4 separate regions of the Homo sapiens genome follow, and regions 1, 2 and 4 are each linked to region 3. Evidence: chromatin contacts called from ENCODE Hi-C or POLR2A ChIA-PET data. All regions are on one chromosome and are shown on one strand. The core of a region is the stretch at or near the end of the contact, and the rest is flanking DNA. Distances in the headings are between cores, read along the strand shown. Region 1 holds the start of RNF44 (ring finger protein 44). Region 2 holds the start of ZFP62 (ZFP62 zinc finger protein). Region 3 holds the start of CLK4 (CDC like kinase 4). Region 4 holds the start of KIAA1191.

Region 1 (2,810 bases), core at 296-2,795, 2.1 Mb before region 3:
TGTGTGAACGGGTCTTGAGAGTCCCGTCGCTGAGCCCCGTCCGCCCCAGGCACGCAATGCATTTTGCAGTTAACATAACCCCCCACACCCACCCATGAGAGCCGGCCAACCCCTTAAGTCCAGTGCCCCAAGCACCTACCCTGACCTTGGTCTAAGAGCCCCAGGGATCTGTTTGCAGGAAGAGACACTCCCTTTTGCAGATAAAAACAAAGTCAGACCCTGGGGGCATGAGCAGACTCAGCCAGGAAGAGAAGCCCCCCTTCCTACTTCCCCACACCCCACCCGAAACAAGCAGGCTCTGCCCAGCGCAAGCAGAGCTTCCCAACGTGTGGTGCCTGGAGGCCGCTGAGGGCCGGACCACCAGACTAGGAGAGAAGACTCCCTAGTGACCTTGGTCAAGGAAATCCCTTTGCTTCTGAGCGCCTCAGTTGGCACAGCTATAAAATGGGGGTGGAAATCTTTCCTTCCCACAGCGCCCAAATAAAACCAGAAGAGTCCAGAAGAAACCAGGTGGTCACACTAGTGGGGGAGGAAACCAGGGTCCTGGGGAAGGGGGGGCTCCCCAACGCGGGCCAAGTGCACGCTGTGGGGCTCTGGGAAGCTTACCCAGCCACCCCTCCCCAGGCATAGTGCTGGGGGGCCGAGGCGCGGACACAGCCCCGAGAGGGGCCTCCCTCGTCCGCTTCCTACTCTTTTGCGCCGCTCTCGGAGGGACACCGGGGGCGGGAGGCGAGACTGCAGCGCAGGGGCCAGAACGCTGCGACTTTAAGAGCCGAGGATCCCGGACCATGTGCTCGGCGTGAGACAAAAGCAACAACAAAGGAAGTGGCGGCCGCAGGGGGAGGGGGGCGGCTCCTTCCTCTCCAACCGCAGCGCTCAGCTGCAGGAGAGGGGAGATACGGCCCGGCCACGGGGGGCCTTGGGGGGGGTTCCTGATCCCTGGGGTCTCGCTGCCCGCAGTCTGGACCGCCCGTGATTAACCCCTACGGAGCCACCTAGATCACGGCCCCCATTCCCAGGGGAGGGGAACAGAAGGTCCATGGGTGGGGGAATAGGAAGTTGGGGGCCCTGGCACCGACTCACCTTTGGCCGCCCGGCCACACGTTGACTCCTTTGTTCCCGATCTAGGACGGCCAAACTGGGCAGGGGGCGGGGGAGGGGGGGGGTGCCTGTCTGGATCCTTTAAGAGCTCCCGCCCTGCGGAACAATGTGCTCCCCTCCCCACCCCCGGGTCCGGGGGCAGCCCGGCTCCTTCCGGGGCCTCTCTCTTTGTTGTCCGCCCGACGGCGTCTGCCTCGCGAGGCCCACGCGCGATCAGTCTCTCTCGGCCCAGGCCCTCAGGGAGCGGGAGGCGGCGCAGGACGCAGCTGGGTCTGCGCGGCAGCCGGCGGCTGGCCCTTTAAGAACTGTCCGCGGCGGCAGCGGAATGTAACAAACCCCACATTTGATTCACAACATTCGAAGCGGCGGGGTCGCGCGCCAGACGGGAGGGGGCTCGCGGGGGCGCGCCGGGAGGCTCCGGCAAACAGTAGCCCGCTGCAAGCCCGCAGGGGCCCCGCCCCGCGCCGGGAGCTCCGCCCTGAGAGCCAATCACTCGCCGCGACCACGCACGTGACTAGTGGGCCACCATCTTGAATTTTTTTAACCTCCTCCTCGCCCCCACCTTCGCACTTAAAGGGACCGCAGCCATAGTCAAAAGCAAGGGGCGGGGCCGCATATCCTGACATAAAGATGGGGAGACCCCAGGGTGGGCAAAACCGATCGGCTGCAACTCGAACTTGCTATGCAAACTCGCTAACTACTCGCGCCTCTGAGGCTCAGTTTCCCTGCCGAAGAAATGGGTCCCGCCAGGAGAACCGGCAGTACGGACTTACTGTGTCATGGTCCCCTCCTCGGGGACAGGGTGCCGCCTGAGATACTGAAGTGCAATGGGTCTGACCTCTGACGGGGCGAGAGCGGCCCAAGTGGTTATGCTGGCTCTAACAACCCTGGGCCGGCCACCTTCCCGGAGATGACGTCACCCCCAAGAGCTGCAGCACCGCGCTGACATCATGGCCCGGCCGCCCCACTTCTCCTTGTTTATACTACACGGCGTCTTTAAAAAGCTGGTACGGCCCAGATTGCCCAACAGACCAATGGCGGACCACCCATGCAAACGAGCTAACGTCTGCCGGGCAAGGAGATTGGCCCTGCTCGCGCTGACGTCACAGAGACATTTAACCGCCACGCCCCCAGCGTGGCGGTGGAGGAAGAGAGGCGGGGAACAGGTTGTAGTTTAAAGCAAAAGTGCAGGCGCTGGGCGCTCTAGCTGCTAGGCTGGGCTTGAGAGTTTGGTGTCCCCGCGGAGACCTCCCTAGCCAGGGAAACTGGGAACTAAGCCCAGTGAAGCGTCTATACTTTAGTTTTCTATTCCTCTCAGCAGCTATGAGACGGAGGGATTACTATAGCCAGTTCATTTTACAGATGGGGAAAGTGAGGGCCTTCCCTTACTCCAGATCACACAACTAGAAGTGTGGCGGAGCAGGAGTGTGAACCTAATCCAAAGCCGAGCCTCGTTCTCCTTTGCCTCGAAGCCCACCCACCCGGGCAAAATTTATACAAAATGGGGTATTACCTCCACCACAATTATATAAGCAGAAAATCAGTAATTTGCTAAATATCCAAGAGCTGGAACAGGTCGAATAATGAATATTGGGTGCATGCATATAATCAATAACGACTCTTGGGCAGTTACCACAAAGAGGCAGCTGGAGGCGACACGGGGCTATCTCCAAGACAGCCATAAACAAGGCGCCAATGCAAAATGTTAA
Region 2 (3,093 bases), core at 282-2,781, 2.2 Mb after region 3:
CAGAAGGGAAGAACTACTTACGTCTTATTTGTTCTTTAAACACTCTACATCAGTGATTTTGATAACGACTTGTCATATGTAACAATCTGCCAATAACTGGTTGAGTTAATGTAAAAAAATAATTTTCTAACGGCTGTTTAGTTTCTTCTGTAAAAATCCCTACCCTAATACACTGTATTGAGTATACCATTGTTTGAAGTAACAACAAATTGGAGACAACCCAAATGCCCCCGAATAGATCTAAAAAAGGACAGAACATCGAAAACATCCAAACAATGGCCCATCCAATACTTACCACAGCTCTGTAAAACAAAACGAAACAAAACACAACTTCTGTGTTCTGACATGTAGAGACCAGTAAGATAAAGTGAAAGAATCAAGGAGTTAGAAGGATTTCTATCACCTGTGTGAAAAAAGGGGGAACTAACTAGTTATATTTGCCAGTATTTGCAGAAATTCGGAAAAGATACAAAGGAACAAAAGTGGTTACCTAAGAGGGTAGGGCCTAGGAAGATACCTAAGCGGGATGGGAAGAAATCTTTCACTGGTAACTTTTTATATTTTTAATATCCCAGCCATATGAATATATTACATATTTCATATTATTATTTTTTTTAAGCCTTGAGCTTTCACAAAGAAATGCTCCTGCTGGCCAACTACTTTAAATGTCTTAGAGCAGCACACCCAGCCCTGGCATTCCCCAGTGATCTTTTCCGTCCCACCCCTGGGTTCCCGCAGGCTGTCCCCTGGGTCTAAGAAACTCTTCGACCTTCCTCTCCCTACCTAGTTAACTCCTTTTCTGCTTGCAGGAACACGCGGCAGGTCGCCTCCTCCCCGGTGCACCCGTCTGTATGCAGGTGCGCTTCCCCAGATGAGGGCTAGGACGCACCTCCGGGGTCTCTATTCACACCTGCAGCGGGAGCTTATCATCATCACTCACCGACCAAAAAAAAAAAAGAAAAAAAGGTGGTGGGGTGGAGCGGAGGGGAAGAAGGTCGAATCAGATCACCCCTAGAGGTCTCTCTGCCCTCGCAATCACTCTCAAGTCCTAGAGTACCAAACTTAACTGCAGAGGGAGCACGAAATGGTGGGTATTTTGAAGCGCTAATTTTTAGGGATCCCCTCCCATCCAAAACAGGGATGAATAGTTGAGGAACACCGGAGCGGGGCCCTGGCCCTTCTCGGAACGTTGAGCAGACCTAACATGACGCTGGTCCGTTCAAACGTCGCAGTTGTGGCCCACACAGAGCCCAGTCTGTTCCAGGGGCGCGCCCTGCACCCCTCTGCCTGCCCGAGGTCTTCCCTCCCCTCCGCTCCCCAGAAACGCACCCACTGAGACATGTGCGGGGAGGGGGCACGCTTACTCCCACATCCCGCCCGAGACCCGCGGAGCAGCCAAGACCCGGCCAAAAAGGGGAGGGCGTGGCAGGCAAGGGCCGGGGGCGGGAGCGCGGGCGGCCGCGGACTCACGTACTGGCTGTGGCGGCGCCGCGGGAACCCGGCCGCCAGCGGGACAAAAGCGCGGACCGCACGGCCGGAAGAACCCGCGCCGGCCCTGGGGCACTTCCGCGCCCTCTCTGGGACGCTGGAGGACTGACTCGATGGTCCGGGCCGACGGCGCCGGCGGGAGGGAGGGAGGGGAGCGCCTCCTCGGCTATTTATTGAGGACCAGCTGCAGGGCGCGCGCTCCAGGCGCGGCCAGGAGGCCGTGGGCGGGGCTTTCTGTTTCCGTGCCCATTAGCTTCTGGGGTAGGCTGGGGGAGGGGCACAGGTAATAAAGTAAATACCTGCCTACCTGGTTCCTGAACACGTGATTCATTGCCAGGTGTGGGTGCGGGGACGTTCCCGGAAGTGGGGGCCTGGCGGGAAATGGGGGAATCCGGGAGGGGCGCAGGACAGCGCTGGGCTGGGGACCCATTGCCTTCTCAGCTGGTTGGGGGCTGGCCCGAGAGCACCAGCCCTTCCTGGTCGTCAGCACCAGAAGCGCCCCCGGTTAGGCACTGGGGATGCGGAGTGGGAGCGCGCCCCTGGAGCCGTCCCTGGGACCGGGCCACGCTCCCACCCGGGGCGCCAGCTTGGCAGCGACCTCGCCCCCTGCCCACCCCACCGCCGGTGTCGGCTTCCAAACCCAGGGCCTAAAATGACTTTGAAGACCTTTTTTTTTTTTTTAAATTAATGTTTGTGGGTACATAGTAGGTGTCCCTATTTGTCGAGTACGTGAGATATCTTGATACAGACAGGAATGCAATGCGTAATAATCATATCAGGGTTAATGGCGTGTCCATCACTTCAAGCATTTATCCTTTGTGTTACAAGCAATCAAATTATATTCTTATTTTTAAATATACAACTAAGTTATTGGCTATAGTCAGCCTTTTTTAAAAACAGCAACATCTAAATATTTTTCATATTAAGTTTAAATAATTGCAAAGGGTATATTTTTGGCATGCTGTTAATATTAAGAACAAAATTGCTTTCAAGTGTATCCAATGGAATCTAAATCCCTGAAGATTTGGTATTATCCACTTTTAACAGTCATAAGTTTTACATCTTTTAGGGTTTTTTTCCTTGAACTTTTATGTCCCTCACCGGCTTTTTATTCTACTGTAAAAATATTTTCATTCTATGTGCCTCATTGAATTTTATCCTAGTGTAAAATAGTTCTATGCATTGTTTTATTGTTTATTGTTTATCCTAGCATATATGTCCGTAACGAAAGTAGATTACATTTTTTCTTAGTGTTATTTTCTGGATTATTAGCAAAATTATATAAATATTTCAAAATGTTTACTGTTAATTCTTAGACAAAAAGTGAAGTGCTTTGGAAGCACAACTTGTAATGAGATGGATTTTGTTTTACAGCTCAAATTATTTATATTATTTGAATGAATTTTACATATTGCTGGGGTGAGCCGGTGTTTGGCATCAGCTCGACGCCTATTTTTCATTTTTATACATGTGGGTGCTGAGACACTGTGTTCACTCAAGTAGAGGGAATGGGCGTTTCATTGTAGCAATAAGACCCTTGACGGCATTTGGGCTTCACGCCACAACCCCACCCACCTCGAAGAACGTCTGGGCGAGTTAGCAGGC
Region 3 (2,967 bases), core at 307-2,806:
CCAAAGTTGTATTTTAACCACATCAGGAACTCAGCTTGGTTAAGCATTTTTAAATCATAGCAAGCAAAATCACATCTGATGACCGAGCGTTATTATTATGACCCTCCATTACTATGAAGTTTTTTTCAAGACTTATGTATCTTCTTCAGTTTTGTTTTTTCCTCTTCTACTGTAAGTCTGCTTACAACCAGCTAACCTCCAGCAAAACAGAACTCTCAAATTATCAGTTAATATGCAAACATTAAAATAAGAACGAGCTCCGTTGTGAGAGTCCAAAATTCTTCTCAAGTTCACTACTTCAAATGTAATTCAGCTGTTAGTCCCAGCCTCTGACCTCCCCCACTCACCCTGCAATGTTCAAAAATATTTTATCTGGAGGCACAAAGATCACCCGACCCACGTTCTACGTGGTAAGGTTCCTTCGCATACATAAAAAAGAAAAGCTATCTAGAATCATGACACTGCCTCTAATAAAGCATCCCACATGCTAGAGTAGGTATCTTTCAAAAAATAATGACACAATGGATCTCATATGTAGATCCATCGCCACTGCCCTTAAGATCCTGTAGTTCTTGACAACTTTACGCTACGTACATGGCTTAAAAACATCGAAACAGGTTATAAGTTTAGGATTGGATGGCTCCAAGAGGACTGCATTTAATGGGTTACAAGCCTGTAGGGGTGTGTAAAAAGCACAATCGCACAGGACAGCTATGAGGCAAGACAAAGTGGCTGGCGAGTTCAGTTTGCGGGGCGGTTTCCTAAGGATCGGATAAGCCTATCTGGACTATTTAGGCAACCAGGGATAATAAGATGCAAAACCACCAGAAACGCAGGTTCGCTGCAACAATGTTGTGTTCAGCATAGCACAGAGGACTAGCCTCCGCAAATTTCCACCTCTCACAAGCAGCTACTGCCCTCAACCACCTGGATTTGCACGGACGCCCGGTCCCCACCTCCCGGCTCCTGGGCACCCGGCCAGTGCCTTTGGCGCACTCAAGACAGGGGCAAATGCTTGACTCTGGAAAACCCCCGAAACGCTACAAACGGCCCAGGCCAGGAATCCAGGGGAAGACTTGATCTCCGACAACACGAATGCCAGAGACGGCTCTCGAAGGGTCTCCCGACAGGTCCTAGCGCCCGCCGGCTGGAAGAGGTCCCGACAGGGTTAACCAACAGCCGCGCTCGCCAGGCAGCAGGGGACCGCGAGCCCACGGCCTCCGGAGCCGCGACGCGAGCGGCCAGGGCCCTCAGAGAAGGGTCAGCGGCAGAACCGCGACGCCCGAGCAACTTTCGGTGCTGCCGGCGTGCACCAGCCGAGCAGCGCCTCGCAGAACTCCCAACTCAGCTCCAGAAGCCCAGGCCCCTAACGCGGTCGTTTCTCCGACACCTGGCTCGGAGACCTAAAGACCGACAGCCGCCTGTCCCAGCACACACCATCTGCAACCCTACCTCCGCAAAAGCAAATGGCCCTTCGGCCGAGAAATGTCGCCAAACTGCCGTCTTCCCTCCTCGGCCGCTGCGACAAACACCCCACAAAATGGCGGCAGCGCCGTCGCCCTAGAATCCCCCGAGTCGCCTCTAGCACCACCTACGCCGCGCGAACGCGCCTGCGTGACAGAACCTTGCGCGCTCCCGCCGCTCCACCTAAGGGCGGGGCTCCACGTGACGTAAGAGCGGGGCTCGAGCCTCCACACTGCGGCTGCGCGGCCCAAGCATTTCCACCCCCCCCCCCCCGCCCACCCGGTCCCGGGGCCTCTAGGCCGGGAGGGTGTTTACGTTCTCTACGGGCTCGGGTGGAACCGGGAAGGAACGCCCGTGTCCCGCCCTCAGTGTGTACCGCGTGTCTGCCCCCTCCCCCGGGACCTCAACTCCCGCAGCCGGCACCCGACAACGGCCCCAAAACCGCCTAGGGCGGGCCTTGGCTGGTCCCTGGGCTGTTCCCTGGACTGGGTGCTTGTCCTGCCCACTTGGCGCTTCCAGTCTAAGGTGGATTCGGACAAAGAGGCTGTCTCAGAAAACAAGCTCAAGGGGTGCTAATCTTTTCAAGGCACGTGCTCCTATTCAGAACAAAACAAAAACCCGGAGGTTTCAATGGAGACTCCTGACAAGGTTTTCCTGTTAGGATCCCTACCTCCTGAGCAGTTAAGGTCGCTGGAAGTTTCCCTAACGAAGTTTTCCCCATTTTTTTTTGTCCCTGCGGGCTGATTTTATTCAAGGCTGAAAAATGTCTCTGAGCTAGTGATAGTCCGTTATGGGGCTTGCTTACCTCAAATAAGGTATTCTGCAGTTCTGAGGACCCTCAGGCAGTTCCCCCGTGTAAGTATGTAACATGAGAAATATTAGGGTCAAAGTCGGAGCCCTGTGGGGAACACTCAAGGGCCAGAGGGAAAGGGGCCTGAGAAGGAATGATCAGCAGAGGAGGAGAACCAAGAATAGGGTGTCAAAGCAAGGAAGGGCGTAAGTGAGGGAAAGGGTTTAGGTGAGACTGAAGATCGTGGGGGGGGACGGCGGGCGGGGTGGGGGTTGGCTTCTGTATTCTGACGGGGATTCGCTGGATAAAAGGGAAAGCTAGAAATCAAATTTGGGAGGGTAGGGTTGAACTCTTGCGGGTATTAGCCCAGTAGCATGTGGGAGACCTGTTATCCTGTTAGGTGAAAGGAGGGAACGGAAATACCTTTAGTGATCTAACATGATAGAAACTTGTGCCATCTGGTTTGGGTAAGTAGGGTAAATTTAGATAAATCTCGGAGATTGTACAGCATTTCAAAAAGTAAGTTGAATTTTCATGGAGATTGCACTCCAAGAAGCGAAGTTGAAAAGAAACTTGGAAAACTGGAAGGGTAAACTCTTTATGCTACAGAATGAAACAAATGATATTATTTTCATCTAGAATAGCCACCATTTTTGCATCTACAAATTTAAATCTTACTCATCCTTGAAAGGCCATTTCTTTAAGATGCTGTC
Region 4 (2,938 bases), core at 258-2,757, 2.3 Mb before region 3:
CGCCATTCTCCTGCCTTAGCCTCCCAAGTAGCTGGGACTACAGGCGTCTGCCACCACGCCTGGCTAATTTTTTGTATTTTTAGTAGAGATGGGGTTTCACCGCACTAGCCAGGATGGTCTTGATCTCCTGACCTTGCGATCCGCCCACCTCGGCCTCCCAAAGTGCTAGGATTACAAGCGTGAGCCACCGCGCCCGACCCCAGTTTTTTTTTTAAGCTATCTCTTACAGAAAGGCTATCCCAAATTTAAAGAGAAGGAAACTGGCCGGGTGCGGTGGCTCACGCCTGTAATCCCAGCATTTTGCGAGACCCAGGCGGGCAGATCACTTGAGGTCAGGAGTTCGAGACTAGCCTGGCCAACATGGTGAAACCCCATCTCTACTAAAAATACAAAAATTAGCCGGGCATGGTGGCGGGCGCCTGTAATCCCAGCTACTCGGGAGGCTGAGGCAGGAGAATAGCTTGAACCCGGGAGGCGGAGGTTGCAGTGAGCCGAGATCGAGCCACTGTACTCCAGCCTGGGCGACGGAGTGAGACTCGGTCTCAAAAATAAAAATTAAAAAAATTAAAAAAATGTTAAAAATAATAATAAAGAGAAGGAAACTAAAAATCAGAGGAGTTAAGTAAATTTGTCCACGGTCACAGATAAGTGGTCCGTGCGCAAGGTAGGTAGTTTCATGCCCAGTTTACAGGGGAGTTAAAACGAGGGCCTGAGAAAGTTACTCTTGTTTTTCAGCTTGCTACACCGTCCCTCTATCCCGATAGGACTCAGACAGAGCAAACAAGTTATTGATAGTTCTTCACTAACGAGCATCGCAAAGGCCGAATTCAGCCATCCTCCCAGTCCAGGGAGCATTCCCGCCCCAGACACGTCCCCTTCCCCTTTCCCTTTCCCTGTGCCCCCACCCCCCAGCTCACCGTCCCTCTGCCTCTCCTTCACAATATACAAGACGGTGCCGCCAGGATACGAAAGGCCGGCTGCTTCACCCACCCCTCCAGGCTAAGATTAGGGCCAGGACCCTAGCCGAAGGCGGGGTGTGGGGAGATGAGGTTGAGGACAAGCCGCGGGGGCTCGGGCTGGGCTGGTCCCACGAAGCGGAGGGGAAGCCCGTACGGGAGCTGCAGGGCATTCCCGGAGAGAAGCCCCATTACGGAGACCCCAGAGAGCGGAGCCAGGGAGGCAAGAGGCGACCCAGCCGAGCTCGAAGCCGGGATGAAGGGTTAAGAGGTGCGGGGAGAGGGGAGTGGCTTGGAGGGGCCCCGAGATCGGGCCTCGCCGGAAGCGCCCCTCCTGATCGCCAGAGAACGCAGCCCCAAGGGAGGGCCCAGGCCCGCCATCTGTTCACCTGTGATCCTGCTGCCGCGGGACTGCCTGCGGCCCGGAGTCCGGCACTAAAAAGGTTCCGAGGGCCCACGTCTCCCGAGAGGCTGTGGCGCAGTCTGGACCCAAGCCATTGTGAGAGCGGCGGCGATTTCGAAGGTCCCCAAGACCCACTAGGTAGCAGTACCACCCAGCGGGCAGGCAGCACTGCAGATAAAGCCTCCGGAGACCGCGGGATCTCGCGCGAGACTTGGCCCAGCGGAGCACAGGGCATGCTGGGAGTTGTTGTCCACGATCGCGAGACCCGCCCCCTCCCCATGCCCTTCGCCGCCCAGCGAGTTGTGGAGCCGCAGCTCCGAGTGTGGAATCCGCCAGCCCCGAGAGGAAACGCCACACTTCACCACCACTTCCTCAGCGCGTGTGCTGTGCCTGGGTCCGTGACAAGCTAAGGGAAGACGGAGGTAGCATAGTAAAATGACACCCACAAACCCAAGCCCTCAAGGCTCAAAAAGGGCTGCCAAGTGCGAGCACTTGTCATCCTGTTTTTCCCACTTCACGGAGGTGAAGCTGAGACTGGGAGAGATGAGAAGTCACTTCGATTAGCAAGCGGTGCAGTGAGCACGGACTGTCTCCCAAAACAGCGGGGTTAGGCAGGGTTCGTACTAGTAGCTGAACCAAAAAAGGGAACCGACCTCACCTGCCTCCCCTAGGGAAGGCGATCCTAATATCATTTCTCTTTTACATAAAGGAGAGTGAGGCTTAGAGGCGCCAGCTGAGGTGTCAGTCACATCCTGAAGGAAGACTTCTCTTATCCCTGAAGGGTTCACAAAGAAGGCGAAGCAACGAAGTTACAGCAGAATTTGCAAAAATCTATCCACGTTTCTACCCCAGTCCAAAGCTCGCCATCAAAACTCATCTCAGGAGAGCTATGATTGGTGGTGCAGGGTGAATGTCACATTTAGATTTCAGCATTTGAGGCTTCCAGCCGTACTGGCAGAACTGAGAGGCCTTGCTCATGCGACTTGAAACTTAAGCGCTGTTTCCAGACCAGGGTGCTTGAGTGCACTAAGAATTAAAGTCTTTGATGAATTCTATAATTAGCTTATCAACAGCACAATTACATTGCAGTATAATTGTGTGTATATGTGTGCGTGCGTGTGTGTGTTAAAGGTGTTCCTTTGTTAATTTGGAGCTTTTAAAATATGCCATATTTTTTAACCTCTGTGGAAGCAAAGCTGGCACCTTGCTCTTTATCCACCACAGGAAGGGATGTATATCACCTCTCAGTCAGAAAAGGAAGAAATAGCACTTTGCACCCTTATGTAGATCATAAGGTGGGATCATCTCATTTATTTCTTAGCCACAAATACATGAAAACTTAAGACTTTCCTGGAAGTTACTATTTGATTAAAACAACTTTTTCTGGCTGGGCACGGTGGTTCAGGCCTGTAATCCCAACACTTTCAGAGGCTGAGGCGTTCGAGACCATCCTGGCCAACACGGCGAAACCCCGTCTCTACTAAAATACAAAAATCAGCCAGGCGTAGTGACAGGTGCCTGTAATCCCAGCTATTCTGGAGACTGAGGCAGGAGAATCTCTTGAACCTGGGAGACGGAG

The links. A loop is a pair of places that touch in the nucleus more often than their neighbours do. ChIA-PET counts read pairs that join two places held with the same protein, here RNA polymerase II (POLR2A). Pooled maps may share reads with other maps.
Region 1: a loop to region 3 is called in a map of gastrocnemius medialis, with 11 times the contacts of the local background. The contact joins the promoter of RNF44 here to the promoter of CLK4 in region 3. A Hi-C loop is called at or near these places in 1 of 168 maps with a recorded cell type or tissue (gastrocnemius medialis), 1 of 37 single-sample maps with no recorded cell type and 15 of 50 pooled maps.
Region 2: a pooled map shows a loop between it and region 3 (17-fold over the local background). The contact joins the promoter of ZFP62 here to the promoter of CLK4 in region 3. A Hi-C loop is called at or near these places in 1 of 37 single-sample maps with no recorded cell type and 8 of 50 pooled maps. POLR2A ChIA-PET finds 5 or more read pairs at or near these places in 1 of 52 experiments (activated T-cell).
Region 4: a loop to region 3 is called in a map with no recorded cell type, with 19 times the contacts of the local background. The contact joins the promoter of KIAA1191 here to the promoter of CLK4 in region 3. A Hi-C loop is called at or near these places in 1 of 37 single-sample maps with no recorded cell type and 7 of 50 pooled maps. POLR2A ChIA-PET finds 5 or more read pairs at or near these places in 1 of 52 experiments (activated B cell).

The regions. Positions count from the first base shown.
Region 1 is chr5:176,535,857-176,538,666 of GRCh38, forward strand. It overlaps RNF44 (ring finger protein 44), which reads right to left and starts at 1,546. Exons shown (of 11, transcript NM_014901.5): 1 at 1,084-1,546. It overlaps LOC124901143 (a long non-coding RNA gene), which reads left to right and starts at 2,073. Exons shown (of 2, transcript XR_007059071.1): 1 at 2,073-2,267. RefSeq lists silencers at 1,040-1,229, 1,310-1,569 and enhancers at 1,680-2,119, 2,360-2,539.
Region 2 is chr5:180,859,745-180,862,837 of GRCh38, forward strand. It overlaps ZFP62 (ZFP62 zinc finger protein), which reads right to left and starts at 1,532. Exons shown (of 2, transcript NM_001172638.2): 1 at 1,475-1,532. The coding sequence starts at 1,475. RefSeq lists enhancers at 1,112-1,191, 1,669-2,575 and a silencer at 1,292-1,741.
Region 3 is chr5:178,625,494-178,628,460 of GRCh38, forward strand. CLK4 (CDC like kinase 4) reads right to left here and starts at 1,557. Exons shown (of 13, transcript NM_020666.3): 1 at 1,453-1,557. RefSeq lists enhancers at 503-1,183, 916-1,525.
Region 4 is chr5:176,360,257-176,363,194 of GRCh38, forward strand. It overlaps KIAA1191, which reads right to left and starts at 1,508. Exons shown (of 9, transcript NM_020444.5): 1 at 1,346-1,508. RefSeq lists an enhancer at 1,264-1,583.